3 separate regions of the Homo sapiens genome follow, and regions 1 and 2 are each linked to region 3. The links are chromatin loops, found by intact Hi-C in ENCODE. Cell type or tissue: gastrocnemius medialis. All regions are shown on one strand.

Region 1 (5,000 bases), 160 kb before region 3:
CCTCGAGATGACTGCAGCCTGGGCCCACACCTTGACTGTGGCCCTGTGAGCGACCCAGGGTCAGAGACACCCAGCTAAGCCACACCCAGACTCCCGACCCACAGAAATCAGGATATAATAAGTGGTTGCTGCTTTAAATCGCTAAGTCCTGGAGGCATGTTCCACCCAGCAATAGGTAACTAATACAACCTCTTGTGGAATTTTTCCTCCATCTCCTCTGGGTAGCACGTTAGAATTGTCCTGGGGCAGGAGATTGGTTAAAATACACACGTTTGACAATACCCTTAGAGGCGCCAGCTGATGAGTCTGGAGTGGTGTCTAAAAATCTGCCTTTTTAAGCAGCATCTGGGACTTCTGATGGTGGTTCAGCAGCAAGCACAGAGAAAGCCTATCTAGAATGGCTGGAACCACCGCACTCTGTTACAGTTCATTTTTGCCAAGTGGCTAGGGTAGAGAAAAGCTTCATTTATGGTCATTCAATATTTATAAAGTAATTACTAAGCAAAAGTACCATGCCACTCATCATAGATTATATTTTCCAAAGAAGTCTGCAACAATTTCTCTTGTCTCATGTGCTCTTCTGCAAGGTGACCTTGACATTCCTCATCAAGAGGTGAAGCCTCGTTCTCATCCCCTTGAATCTGGACTCGCCTCGTGACTCACTCGTGACTAACAGAATGCAGTGGAATTGGTGCTGAATGACTTTCATGGCTCAGTCAGGAAAGCCATGCTTCTGCCTGGTTCTCTGAAGACCAGGACAAGCCACAATCCATGTAGGAAGTATGATTACTTTAAGATCACCATGCCATGGGTACACACTGTAGTTGACAGCCCCAGTCCAGCTGCACCCAGCAGCCTGTGCACCTGCCAGCCATGTGAGCAAGACATCGTGCAAGGACAGCCCACCAAGCCTTTGGATGACATCTGATGGTCACCCATGAGAGGCTCTAAGCTAAAGCTTCCCAGCCAGCTCTTTTCAAATTCCTGACTCACAAATGAGCAAAATAGGCTGGGCAGGGTGGCTCACACCTGTAATCCCAGCACTTTGGGAGGCCAAGGTGGGTGGATCATTTGAGATCAGGAGTTCAAGATGAGTCTGACCAAAATGGTGAAACCCCATCTCTACTAAAAACACAAAAACTTAGCCGGACTGTAGTGGTGCGCACCTGTAATCCCAGCTACTCAGGAGGCTGAGGCAGGAGAATCGCTTGAGGCTGGGAGGCAGAGGTTGCAGTGAGCTGAGATCATGCCACTGCGCTCCTGTCTGGGTGACAGAGTGAGACCCTGTCTCAAAAAACAAACAAACAGACAAAAAACAAACAACAACAACAACAAACAGCAACAACAACAAATTAGCAAAATAAAGCTAATAAGCAGAACACTGCTTAAGCTGAAATTGCAGATTAAAAGGCACATGCTTTGCTCTCAGTTTCATGACTAAAATCATGGACAGAAATCATTACAACTGGTCCTGGAAGAGAAAGGGCTTAGCATCTGAGCTGAGGGTTGGAGGAAGAGTGCAGTTTGCCATGATCCTGGGTCTTGGGAGGCAGTCCAGGTGCAGCAACCATCCCTAAGAGCTACAGCAATTCAGCTGTAGTATAGGGTTCAAATAGTGGGTAAGGGGCTGATAAAAGTGGGGAGGCCTGTCATGGACGAAGAGCTATTATTGCATGGGGAACCTACTGTGCCAGGCTAAAAAATGGTGATTTTGTCTTGGCCCCAGTCGGTGAGTGCTGGAGATTTTGGAACATGCTTATCTGGGTGGTGTAAACACCCATTTCTTGGTGGAAGAAAAGCAATAACTCTTTGCCAATCAACTGAGTGGAAAAAGGACCACATTGCAAGCCAAGCAGTTTCTATTTAAGTCCTTGTGCTCCCTGTGACTCACCCTATAATTTTGAAGAGATTACTTAAGGCCCATGCCCTCCTTGTAAACACCTGTCACTCTTCTGGTTTGCAGAGATGCTAGGAGGCTAATGAGATCACACATATGGAATGTATGGGAGCTTCTAAAAGAAATAAACCAGATACATTCACCGTCGTATTATCATCACCCCAGCCATGTGGAAGTGTGGAAGGCAGCTTTCTAGCAGACCTAGGGGTTCTGGGCAGGGCAGAAGCCAGAAACTCAGAAATAAAGGAAAAATAAAGAAAGGTATTTGGCCCCAGAGAAAGCAGGGAGATCCAGAAAGGACTGGAGAGTGAAAGATAGCATGACACAGGATGCGCTTGGCTGTGAAGGAGACCCCTACACCTTGCTTGGAGTGAATGACGGGGAAAGCTACGCTGATGCTCACAGTCCTGGGGTTCCCTCCCCATGGGGGTGGGCAGGACTTATGGCTTAACTCTAACATAGAATACGGAAAAGGGGAAGAGAGGTCACATCTGAGAGTAGGTGATTGAAAGACTGTGACTTCCCTCTGTCTGTCCCTCTTTGCACCCACCTCTCCCATCAAGTCTTCACAGCTCACCTGCTCTACTGAATCACACTGCCATGTTGTGAGTTGCCCATGTGGAAAGGGGCTGATGTCTTTTGCTAACAGCCATAAGAACCTGAGCACCTGCCAGCAGCCACATGCGTGAACCTCAGGAGTGGATCTTCCCCAAGGCAAGTCTCAAGATGACTGCAGCCCGGGCCGACACAGAAATTCAGAAATCCAGAAAAGTGAGAGATGCTGTGAGAGAAAGATGAGGGAGGAAAGAAGGAATGGGCCAGACTCTGAGGCACAAGGCTGGAGTGTGGGAGCTGAGGAAGCGCAGCGGGGCTGGCTGTGGATAGATGGAAGTTGAAGAGGAGGGTCTTGAATGACGGGGTGCGAACCAGCCTCCCCCAAGCTCAGCAACTGGACTTTTTTGTGCAGTGTCCTACAGATTAGGAGGAGGGTTATGTCTCTTTAACAATGTGTGTGCTGCAGCAGCTTTAGAGCAATAGAGCGAAAAAAGCCCAGATGTTCTAGGAGGAGCCCGTGGTGATGATAGATTTCAGTGGGCATGTGTGAGAAGGGATCCAGGGGTATGACAGGAGCAGTTAGAACAGGCCAGGTGAGAATAATGGGCCACTGAGTAAGACAGTGGCTGTCTGGAGAGCCCTGAAGTTGTTCCTACTATACGTGGTTTCCACCACCTGCTAGACTTAAAATAGCATTTCCATGTGTCTGCACCCTGAAGACCTCCTGAGTCAGGTTACCTACCCTCCTTTGCAAAGCAAACACCCCCTAAGGAATCCCAGCATTGTCTTGTGTACCCCTGCACCAACTCTAATGCACTGGACGTGGATTGAGAAAAAGAAAAGGAACACAGACTCCTTGGGTGGGACCTGCCTTTGGGGCTGTGCCTCTGAGCATTCATCCTAGCTGGAAATCCTTTGCGCCTGTGGTGGTTGTGAGAGCACAACTCACAGGGGCTCCTGCTGTATCCTCCCACCTGCAGTCAGGGCTCCAGAGGATGCCTTTGATCTTGGGGACATGATTCTTTGATCATGTCCCCCTCCCTGCCCCACCTTTGGGGGGACCTTGCACCTCTTTCCCTCCCCAGACATTGGAGTTATTACTTATTGCTGCTACTTTTTTTCAGGAGGAATAACATGTATGACTTTCTTTATTGATTAGCTTTCAAGGGCATTTGCTAGAGAAAACAGGCTATGGGGAGAAGCAGAGGTTCCAATAGCCCACATGGTGACTGGGTTTCCTTATAGCATCTGGTACCCTTGACTGTGTTTTCTGCTGGCTTGGGTTGGTCAGGTCTGCTCTCTGGGTCTCGTCTTCCTCTGGAGTGTTTCAGATGATCTATTAGGTGTGTGAAATTCACAGACTCAGCCAAGGGCTGTAAACATTTTTATTTTATGACTCCTTACCTTTATTTAATATTTGGCTTGTAACACAAACCGATATTCATGTGCTACAACTCTTTTTGTCACCCGGGGGTCTGTTTTCCAAGCATCTAAAGGTTGAAGTATTGTAAATGTATTTTATTTATGACATTGAAAAAATCCTTGTAGGACAAAATGTTTTTTTCTATGATTTCAGCTCCTCCTTCTGAATAAATCAAGTATGTTTAGAAAGAAATAACATTAAAGCATAGGCATTTAATCAAATCAGGCAAGTCACTCAAAGCTTACCGAGTGTTGGGGTAAGTAACCTCTTTAGTGAGCTCTGTTCGGAAAAGGCTATGTTTGGGCTGCTTTTCTGGTTCCTGAATAGAAGACCCATTGAGACTATTGCAAGTCCATGTGTCATCCCTCTCAAGTCTATGCACCCACCTTAGGTTCTTACATCCATGCATAGCCAACTACAGGCTGTTCCTTTGTGCCAGGTCCCAGGCCCATGCCAGGAGTGGGAATACAGAGGGCTCACACTCCAGACAGCAGAGAGAAGCCACTATTCTACCATGAAGCTGCAGAGGACTATGGAGGCAGCAAAGGGAGAAGTGCTACCTCATCCTAGGCAGGCTGGAGAGCGCCTCCCAAGAATGACATCACAGGGGAGGGGAGGAGGAAGGGCATGCACAGAGGTGCAGAGGCAGGGAGCAGGGAACCCTCTGCAAAGCCCAGGGGGGTGGAGGGAGAGGAAGGGCCCAGCTGAGGCATGGGAGCCAGGCATGCCAGGCATTGCTACCCTGGGACTTTGGATTTTATCCTTCAGACCAGGCACTTTTTAAAATTTTTTTAAATTTTTTGAGACAGTCTCACTCTTGTCACCCAGACTGGAATGCAATGGCACGATCTCGGCTCACTGCATCTGCCTCCTGGGCTCAAGCAATTCTCCTGCCTCAGCCTCCCGAGTAGCTGGGATTATAGGCATCTGCCACCACGCTTGAGTAATTTTTGTATTCTTAGTGGAGACAAGGTTGCACCATATTGGCCAGGCTGGTCTCAAACTCCAGACCTCAGGTGATCTGCCTGCCTCAGCCTCCCAAAGTACTGGGATTACAGGCGTGAGCCACTGCGCCCAGTGCTTTAGACTGTTTTTGTTGTGTTTTTTTTTTTTTTTTTTTTTTAA
Region 2 (5,000 bases), 420 kb before region 3:
TATGATTTTTTTTAAATTAAATTTTTTAAAATGTGAAAGCACATATTGTGGTGTCTCTTAGCCCCAGAGCCAGAGGGCAATTAGACTCTAGTGTCCTCATTGTACCCTAAAGCAAAAGCTAAGCGTGCTCCTGGCAGGCACAGGCCGTAGCAGGGCCTACAGGCTGCCCCTTTCTTGGTAGTGCAGTGATCCTAGCCAGATCCAGACATATATACTTGGCCCACGGTGAGGGGCTGGCAGGGTTGTGGGAGAGGGTCTGTGTGGCACATGCTGAGTGGTGGATTGTTCTCAGAGTGAAGTGTGTTTTTCTTCTCCAGCACTGCCTCTCTGTAGAGACACGCCTGGCCAGCAGCAGAAGCTCCAGCATTCTTTGTTATCACCTCTCTGGACTAAGTGAGAAGTCCACCCGTCCTATCCCTCTTTACCTTCCAGTTGGGGTTGGGGCCAGCGACTGCTGCATACTGTGGGTGGCAGTTTTGAGATGCACCCACACGTTCTTCAGCACCCCTACCCCTGAGGGGTGAGGTCTGCCTCCTCCCCTGGGACCCAGGCTCATCTTCAGGACTGGCGGATCCACAGTGTCCAGCAGACAGTGTGTCTGCTGGGATGGTGTCTGACTCCTGAGGATGAGCCCTCAAAGGCACTGCAGCTTCTACACTGAGCGCTGCTGGGAGGTTCTTGCTGGAGCCCTGAGTGTTAATAACACCCAACAAGTCCTGCCACCTGTGGCCGCCATAATGCCAGGAAGCACAAAATATCCCATGGGGAGAGAGCACATGGGAAGGGTTGAGGCTGTATGATGAGATGCCTGGCCAGCCCCTGACAGCTCCTGTCACTGTCTGACTACACCGCAGAAAGCCCTAAGCCAGAGCCACCCAGCTGAGCCTTCCTGACACCAGGAGTGAGCATAAAATAACTGTGGTTGTTTTAAGACACTCAGTTTGGGACGATTTGTTACACAGCAGTAGACAATGAGGATACCTGATGCTCCCTGCTATTACCCTTCTCGCTCCAGACTGGGAAACCCCATGCTTCCTGGACAGCCCATGGATTCTTAGAGAGAGGGCCCAAGGGTTCTTCTCCTGCCATTTCCAGCTCTCGGCCCTCAACAAGGCTGCTTCAGATGACGAGGCACAAATCCCAAGCCTTATGCTTGCTTACTTACAAGTGCCTCTGCTAATTTACTTTTAATTCCTCCCTTTCTTTCAAAGGGCTTGCAGGTGCCTTGGCATGCTCCCACAAGGAGTTAAAATGAAATCAAGGACATTGGCAGACTTTAGTAGAAAAGTGGGGAAGAGAAATGAATATATCAGGAATCTAAGATAAAGTGGATGCTGGCATGGAGTTAATACTTAACTCTCATTTCTTGACAGCTAAGGGTTTTTTTTTTTTGAAGTGCCAGTTCTTTAAAAAAAAAAAAAGGTAGAGTAGTTCCTCCAGAGAGGCAAGTTATTTTCCTGGCATTTTTGCCCAGAAAAATAAAGTATTTAAATATACAGCATAGGAAATAACATAACATTTAATGTTTCCAACAAAATGTGTTTTCAGAGGAATAAAACTCTCACGTGGTAATTTTTCGTGTCGTTGCATAATAAAGTCCTTGGGCAAAATGTTTTGTCCTCCTCTGGGCACAGCCTATCTTTTGGCAGCTGGACAGAGCTCAGAAGACCCGGGAGACAGAATCTGCCTTGGCGGGCAGGTCCCTTGTGGACATCGGCAGCCCTTGCTGTGCTTTTAGCAGGAACAGGGTGATGTCTCACCAATGCCAGGGGCAGATATTCTGGGCCGTTGAATGAGGCCGGATCCACATGCTCTTGAGCTTTCCAGACAAAGCAAATGCTGACATTCTGTTCCACAAGTCCTGTCGGGAACTCTGGCTCCAGTGGAGAGCCAGGGGACCGTGAGGGCCAGTCAGCGCCTGCTTCTCCCTTAGAAGGTTTGTTGGGCTGGAATATCTGGACGGCACTCCATGGACTTCTCTGGAGCATGAGACAATCTGAATAGGCACAGGTGGTGCCTTGGATCTGTGCTGTGTGACTCAAGCTGCAGGCTGGAGGTTCTCCCTGGAGACAGCTCGGGCTGCTGTCCTGCTATAGGAACTGGCCAGGCCTCCCTCTGCAGGCACCAAGTAATGGCTTTGCGTTCTTGTTGGTCACGGCTAACATGTATTCATGCCACACAAAACACAGGCACGTGCGGTGCGTGGGTTTTTATGCCTTATCGCCTGTACCAAAAATAAATCTTCCTTGTCAGGCCTGACTCCAGAGCATGGGAGTGGGCACAGCGTCAGTCGTCTGGCACTGCCTCCCTTGTCATCCTGGGGTTGCCATCATGGAATGGAACTGCTCTCTGTCTGCTTTGTCTTACTCCTCCACTCCAGCGTGTACCCACAGAGAGGAATGGCACAGGGGACACACATTTCCCTGGATGTGGGACATCTGCAAGGGCTCTCTGTGTGTCCCTCCAGCAGGAGGGCTGTGTCCTGTTCTTTGGGGGAGCTGGGGATCTGGTGGGTATAAATGCTCCACCTCCGGCTTCCAGCATCCTAACAGAGGCTGCGCCCATTTGGGCAGAAGATTGGACCCGGGGCAGGGTCCGTGAGCACTGGGAGGCTCGCCAGTGGCTTGGCCCTGCGTAAACCTGGACAACTTGGACAAACTCTGGGGCAGGGTGGGGAGAGGCCCAGGAACTACCCTGGTGGAAATTCCCACCCATGTGGTGTGGGGGATCCGGCTCTTGATATGTAGGGAAATGACGAATGTGCAATTTTCTGCTCACCTGAGATCCACGCTGGCCATAAGAGCATTATTATTTTCTGACAGGACAATAAAAATGCGTGCTTTCTCTTACCATCTAGCTCTGTGCACTCCAGTTAAATCACACCTAGCTGGCTGCTGACTCAGCCTCTTGCAGAACGTCCAGACAGATGTTCCAACATTACCTGGTCACTCCTGCCTGGAGCTGCAGCCTCCCTGCTGGTTCCCATCCCCAGGGAGCCGGCCTGCTCTTCCTGCCCTGCCACCTGTGTTGCTCCAGGCTCAGCCCTCATCCTCGGGGAGCATCAAGGTCAGAGTCAGCAATGCTCTCACGTGGTTCTGAACAACATGCCCAGGCAGCTCCCAAGAGCAGCTCTGCCAGATTCTACCATTCCCATTCTCCTGTTGGTGACTATATGCCTTCTCTTTTTATAAAACTATTTCCTTCTCCTTTGTAGGCAGCTCACTCAGTTTCCTTATGGCTGAGTTGCCCCCTTGGTAAGTGAGATATCAGATGTAGGATGCCTAGAAGCCCCTCTACAAAGGACACTGATGACTATGATACTGATGATGTACAGCTTTCTAGAAGCATTGGTGGACCCTGCTATGCACTCTAGACTCCCTTCCAGGAAGACCTTGCTGCCCAGCTGCAGGGATGTGGTCAGCAGACAGCCCCCAGCTGGCCTTCCTCCAGGCTCAGGGTCACCTCAGCTTCCTCAGCCACTGCACCCATCCCAGGTGGCCACCTCCAGCACTGGGGTGCAGTCCAGGAGGCAGTCGCACAGGGCCGGCAGCTGCCTAACGGGCAAATCTTCAGTGGTATCCCTGACCTACAGCCCCCTCGGGGCCAGCCCAGGCTGGCAGGGAGCCTGTATCTTGCTGTCCTGTACCCTGCCCTGTGCTATGGATCCCAGGGTGCTCCTTCATCCAACCCTGCATGCCAGCTCTGTGAGAGTTGGCTAGGATGGGCACAGATGTCAAAGCTGGGGGGCCGGAGAGTTTACTTCCAGCTCCCTCTTTCAATAGGTGAGGCGCAGCATGGCTGACCTGCAGCTCAGCCCCAGCCTCTCTCTGCATATTCATTGGGACAGCAGACAGGAGGCCAGAGAGCCAGTGCTTCCGACAGAAGCCAGGGAGGCCTGTGGAAAACTGTATTTCCTTGTGGTTTATACAATGAGAACACTGGTGTAGAGTTCCAGGCCCCTCCACTCTGTAGGGCATTTTATTTCTTGGCTTCAGTGTCAGAGGACAGAATGACATTAGCCCCATTCAATATTTCTTTCATGCTCTCAAGGGAGGCTGCAGGGCTCCACCTGCCCATCCTGTATGTCTGTAATTTTTGCTCCTGGTTTATTACTTACCCACATGCGCAATGTAAACACGTGCCTACTGAGTGGCCAGGCCGGTCACAGCATCCACCTCCTGAAACCTGTCAGGAGGGGCAGGAGGGGCTCAGAGCCACTTGTGTCCTGGGAGCACAGGACTGGGAATCAGATGGGCTTAAAGTCTCCCCACTGACTTTTATCAGAGCCACATGACCTAGAGGGCTGTCTTAGTCCATTTCCCATTGCTTGTAACAGAATACCTGAAACTGGGTAATGTATAAAGAAAGGGAATTTCTTACAGTTCTGGAGGCTGGGAAGTCCAGGGTCAAGGGCGTGCCTCTGGGGAGGACCTCCTTGCTGGTGGGGACTGACGAACATGCTCAGCAAGGCATCACGTGGTAAGGGGGCTGAGCGTGCTTTCCTTTGCTCATAAAGCCACTGAGATAACCCTTTAATCTGTTAATCAATGAAGAGATTAATCTGTTCCTAAAGGCAGAACCCTCATGATCCAATCACTTCTGATAGGCCCCACCTGAGTCTCAATATTGCCACATTGGGGATTTAGTTTCAACACGAGCTTTGGAGGGAACATTCAAACCATACAAGGATATACACATTCCCGGTCCTCACACATAAACTGGGCGGGAGAGCCTCAGGAGCTGTAGTACTGCCCCCTCAAGTTTCCCTAAAAGCAGCTGCCTTTCTTAGAGCTCAAGGCTGAGGGCACAGCACCGCCCAACTAAAGCTCGGCTGCCCTATATTCTGACGGATCCTTATTGATAAGGCCTGGAAAAGAGATATCCAGGGGAAAAGAACCCAATAGGAAAGAAATTGTGATTCAGGGCCTGGAACAATTTTGAGACTGTCATCAAGCCAAATGCAGAAGGAAAAAACCCACAAAAACAAGGTAACTAAAAAC
Region 3 (5,000 bases):
TAATTTGGATAAGAAACTCACAATCTTAATTTAATAGAATCCTCTTTCCACTTTTTTGAGCTCCAGAGATCACACAAGCGGTGTGTGTGTAAATATATATGCATGTGTGTTTGCAGGTTTATATGTGCACGTGTGCACACGTGCATGTTTGAGAGATGGTGTGTTTTGAGTGTGCACATCTTTGCACATCTGTCGGAGGAGGGTAGGCAGCAAAGGATGTTCCCTGGGAAGGCATTGTTGTAGAAAGAATCTCACAAAGGAAATATTCAGAAGCCAAGGGTGGTGGGAAGAGGGCCAAGGGGAGGGCTGGGCAACTTGAAATTACACTTACTTATCTGGTTCTCTCGACAAGTAGCCTGTTCTGCTGGGCTACTTAGATCCATCTGCAGGCCAGTGCTGTCCTCCACAGGGCAACCGATCAACTTTCATGGGCTTCCAGATCAAAACTGACCAATTAGTATAAAGCTTTCTCTGAAGGGCCTGCCCATCAGTTCTTTTAAATACTCTCAGAATGATTGCATTGTCCAGCCAGGGTTGAAGCCCATGGTCTATAACAGGGGTCAACCAATGTTTTTCCATAAAAGCTCAGATAGCAAGTATCTTCAGGTTTGTAGGCCATATGGTCTCTGTCACAACTACGCTACTCTGCCCTTATAGCCTGAAACCAGCCATAGATAATCTCCAAAGATATAAACGTGACTGAGTCCCAACAAAACTTTAAGGATACTGAAATTTGAATGTCATTTGTTTTTCATTGGTCATAAAGTGTATTTGTTCTTTTCATGTGTTTTCATTCACTGAAAATCCAGAGAGCATCTCGGCTCACAGGCTGTATACACAAGTAGGCTGTGTTGGATTTGGATGTGGGGGCTAGAGCTTGCCTCCCTTGATCTTGATCACTGACTGGCATGTAGCTCAATGTCTACTGTAAGGTCAGGCTGGATTTTTAACCACCACTGGACATGAGTGTCCTGTAATATTGTCAATAAGTTTATTGATATCTTATTATTGATATTTTACATGTATGCAGGATTCATTCTTATTCTTGATAGCATGTCTAATGGGTAACTATTTACGTATTTATTTTCTCACCAAGGAGCATAGTGAAGCCAGCAATCTGAAGTTTGAATTTAAGCTTTTTTGATGATCTCATCTCTAATTTGAAGCCACAGACCTCCAGACAGCAGCAACCTTTAATCTGACAGTCAGAGAAAGGATTAGAGTGACAGTTTGAAGATGGGTTACTCGTGGTCTTGGTTTTTTTTTCCTTTTGTAGTAGAGCATTGTTGCTTTGAAGATTTATAGGTCAAGAATGTTGTAGAGACAGTCATATGCTGCTATTTGCCTGTAGGTAAAGTAAGAATCAAATTTAGCGGCGTTCAGACATGGCTGATATGCCAGGCTGCCAGAGACAAATATGTGAGTGCTTGCTTAAGTTTGGGGCTTAAGAACCATGTTAGTTTCATTTATTTCTGTAGGTATTTTAGGATTTTCAGTTTTGAGTATCTTAGTCAACTTTTTATGTTGATAGTTAATTGCACATTTCATATATCCAACTAAAAAATGTGGAAATAAGCAGATGATCTTTAAAATATAGTTTTCCCTGTTTATCTCGATAAATTCTTTTTTTTTTTTTTTTTTTTTTTGAGAGTGAGTCTCGCTGTGTCACCCAGGCTGGAGTGCAGTGGCCCGATCTCGGCTCACTGCAAGCTCCGCCTCCCGGGTTCATGCCATTCTCCTGCCTCAGCCTCCTGAGTAGCTGGGACTACAGGCGCCCACCACCACGCCCGGCTAATTCTTCGTATTTTTAGTGGACACGGGGTTTCACTGTATTAGCCAGGATGGTCTCAATCTCCTGACCTCGTGATCCGCCCTCCTGGGCCTGCCTCCCAAAGTACTGGAATTACAGGCATGAGCCACTGCGCAAGGCCAATCCTAACTTTTTAAATGACAGACACATTGTTTGCCCTTTGCTTGTAATACTTTGAATGGTTAATTTGTATATCCCTTATTGATCTTCACTACACCTCAATATGAGTACACTGGACAAGGAGCCATGTTTCCATTTTCAGATAGAATAAGAGAAGTTTGAGAAGCTACCATGTAGCTTTATGAGGCAGGTTATCTGTTTTACAAGATGTCTTCAGAGTTTTTTCTATCTCTAATTTTTAAATAATTTTTACATTTTTTTCTACTGTGATTCTGAATTTAAAAAAATGGAACTAACTTCACACTCTAAATTTGCATTTTTGTCATGCTAAGATATATTCCCCTTCATGTAACTTTTCCTTTAATAGCACAAATTACAGCAACACTAGATGGTATTATTTTGAAATAGTTTAGAGAGGATCTTTGTGATTCTTCAACAATTAAGTCCTGCAGACACATCTCCATCTTTGGAGGCTCCCTATCTTTTACCAAGGGTCAAGTATATGGTGACCTTTTCAAACTGTTCCCTGCTAGGTGTCTGAGTTTGGCTCTGAAAGAAATCATTTCCTTTAAGAGCTCGCTCCAAAGCAAAGCCTTTACACGTGTAACATCTCCTTGGCCACATGCGTCACTCTGCATATAAACAGCCTGATTGGCTGGGGCTGCTTAGATCCATCTGTAGGCCAGTGCTGCCCTCCACAGGACAACCGGTCAACCTTCATGGGCATCAGAATTACCTGAGAAGTTCTGCCAAAAAGACACGCCTGAAGGAGCAGGTGCAGGTCTACCTGGAACCCTGGCCTCTGAATGTCACCAAGTGTCCAGGGATTCTTGAAACTTCTCAGGGGACTTTACTCTGTGGTGTGTTGGGCTGTATGGACTGCTGATGTCTCCTCTGAGAGGATTTACAACCCTGGGCACATAAGAATCACGTGGGAGAACTTTAAAAAGTGACAGTCCCAGACTGCACCCCCAGAGATCCTGATTCTGGAAGTCTGGAGTGGGTGTGGGTCAGGCTAATGAAGCTCCTGGAGGCTTGAAGGCTCTGTTAGGTGTGAGCATCCCAGACTCTGCCTGGGTAATTCTAAACCCTGGTTGCACTTCAGCATCGCACAGGGAGACTTATAGACCACTTGTGTCTCATGTGGTGAGCTGAATAAAGTCCGCGAAGATGTCCACTTCTGCATGCCTGGAGCCTATGAATATGTTACTGCTGTGGTCTAAATATTTGTGTCCCCCCAAAAATTGTAGTTTGAAAACCTAATCACCAGTGTCGTGGTATCAGGAGGTGGGGTCTTTGGGAGGTAATTCAGGCAGACTCTTCCCTCATGAATGGGATGTGTACCATTGTCAGAGAGGCCCCAGAGAGCTGCCTTGCTCCTTCCACCATGTGAAGGTGCAGGAAGAAAGCACAGTCTGTGAACCAGGAAGTGGGTCCTGAGCAGACACCAAACCTCCAGGTACCTTGATTTTGGACTTCCTAGCTTCAAGAACTGTGAGAAATAATTGTGTGTGTGTGTGTGTGTGTGTGTGTGTGTGTGTGTGTGTGTGTAAGACAAAGTCTCGCTCTGTCGCCCAGGCTGGAAAGCAGTAGAGCCATCTCAGCCTACTGCAACCTCCGCCCACATCCCTCCCCACTACCCCCTTTCCCCGCCCCCACCCCAGGTTCAGGCAATTCTCATGCCTCAGTCTCCTGAGTAGCTGGGACTACAGGCCCGTGCCACCATGCCTGGCAAATTTTTGTATTTTTAGTAGAGACGGGGTTTCGCCATGATGGCCAGGCTGGTCTCGAAATCCTGGCCTCAAATGATCCACCCACCTTGGCCTCCCAAAGTGCTGGGATTACAGGCATGAGCCACCGCGCCTGGCTGAAAGTTTGTTTTTTGTAAGCACCCAGCTTATGATCGTTTGTTTTAACAGCCCAAATGGATTAAGACAATTACATGGTAAAAAGAACTTTGCAGATGTGATTTGGTTAAGGATCTTGTGATGGGGAGGTTATCCTGATCACCTGGTGGGTACTAAATAAAATCACAAGGATTGCTTATAAGAGGGAGGCAGGCAGTTAAGAGCCAGAGAAAATGTGAAGATGGAAGCAGAGATCAGAGTCATGTGAGGTCTGAGTCAAGGAATGTAGATGACCTCTAAAAACTGAGAAAAGCAAAGACATTGATTCTCCTCTAGATCCTTCAGAAGTAATGCAGCCTGCCAACACTTTGATTTTAGTCCACTGAAACTAATTTTGAACTTCTGACCTTCAGAACTGCAAGATCATAAATCTGTTATTTTAAACCACTAAGTTTATGGTAATTTGTTACAGTGGCAACAGGAAATGAATACAACTGAGACCTCAGCACAGACCATGTAGACCAGAATCTCTGGTGCTCTTTCCTCCCTGCTTCTCCCGTTAAGAAACATCTTAGTTTATGACAGTCTAGTTTGAGTTAACGCCAAATTAATTTCACAGGTATACAAAAACTTTGCTTCTATGATCTTTGATCCTCCCTCCCACCTTCATGCTGCTATTGTTACAGATTACATCTTTATACATTGTGTGCCCATCACTCAAGATTTAGAATTACTGTTTTATGTAGTGGTCTTTTAAATCAGACAGAAAAAAAGAAAGAAATGGCTGGGTGCGGTGGCTTATGCCTATAATCCCAGCACTTTCGGGGGCCAAGGCGGGTGGATCACCTGAGGCCAGGAGTTCAAGGCCAGCCTGGCTAACATGGCGAAACCCTGTCTCTACTAAAAATACAAAAACTACCTGGGCACACTGGTGTGTGCCTGTAATCCCAGCTACTCAGGAGGCTGAGGCCAGAAGAATCGCTTGAACCCAGGAGGCAGAGGTTGCAGTGAGCCAAGATCACACCACTGCACTCCAGCCTGGGTAACAGAGTAAGATTCCATCTAAAAAAAAAAAAGGAAAAAAGAAAGAAGTTATGAACCAAAAGTACCTTTATACTGTTTTTTACTTTTACCTATGTTGTCACATTAACAGGGCCTTTTATTTGTTAGTGTGGATTTGAGTTACTACCTAATTTCCTTCCATTTCAACATGACGTGTTCCC

What was found. A loop is a pair of places that touch in the nucleus more often than their neighbours do. Peaks named below come from ENCODE experiments on the same cell type or tissue, not always from the same donor. Only the 100,000 strongest peaks of a DNase experiment are listed, where the experiment ranks them.
Region 1: a loop joins it to region 3, with 2.6 times the contacts of the local background. A loop is called at or near these places in 6 of 110 quality-filtered maps.
Region 2: it touches region 3 in a loop (7-fold over the local background); 5 of 110 quality-filtered maps call a loop at or near these places.

Annotation. Positions count from the first base shown.
Region 1 is chr9:89,940,133-89,945,132 of GRCh38, forward strand. No RefSeq gene overlaps it. Among named protein-coding and RNA genes, the nearest start is that of MIR4290, 81 kb to the right of the region's middle. In gastrocnemius medialis, no CTCF peak of the experiment used is centred here; a DNase peak (open chromatin) is centred at 1,878; H3K27ac peaks cover 986 bases.
Region 2 is chr9:89,683,302-89,688,301 of GRCh38, forward strand. The region is part of intron 3 of LINC03062 (long intergenic non-protein coding RNA 3062); the gene reads left to right. Among named protein-coding and RNA genes, the nearest start is that of LINC03062, 46 kb to the left of the region's middle. RefSeq lists an enhancer at 2,443-3,014. In gastrocnemius medialis, no CTCF peak of the experiment used is centred here; DNase peaks (open chromatin) are centred at 1,734 and 2,020; H3K27ac peaks cover 3,059 bases.
Region 3 is chr9:90,099,872-90,104,871 of GRCh38, forward strand. No RefSeq gene overlaps it. Among named protein-coding and RNA genes, the nearest start is that of MIR4290HG, 61 kb to the left of the region's middle. In gastrocnemius medialis, a CTCF peak has its summit at 2,637 (motif pointing left); a DNase peak (open chromatin) is centred at 2,610.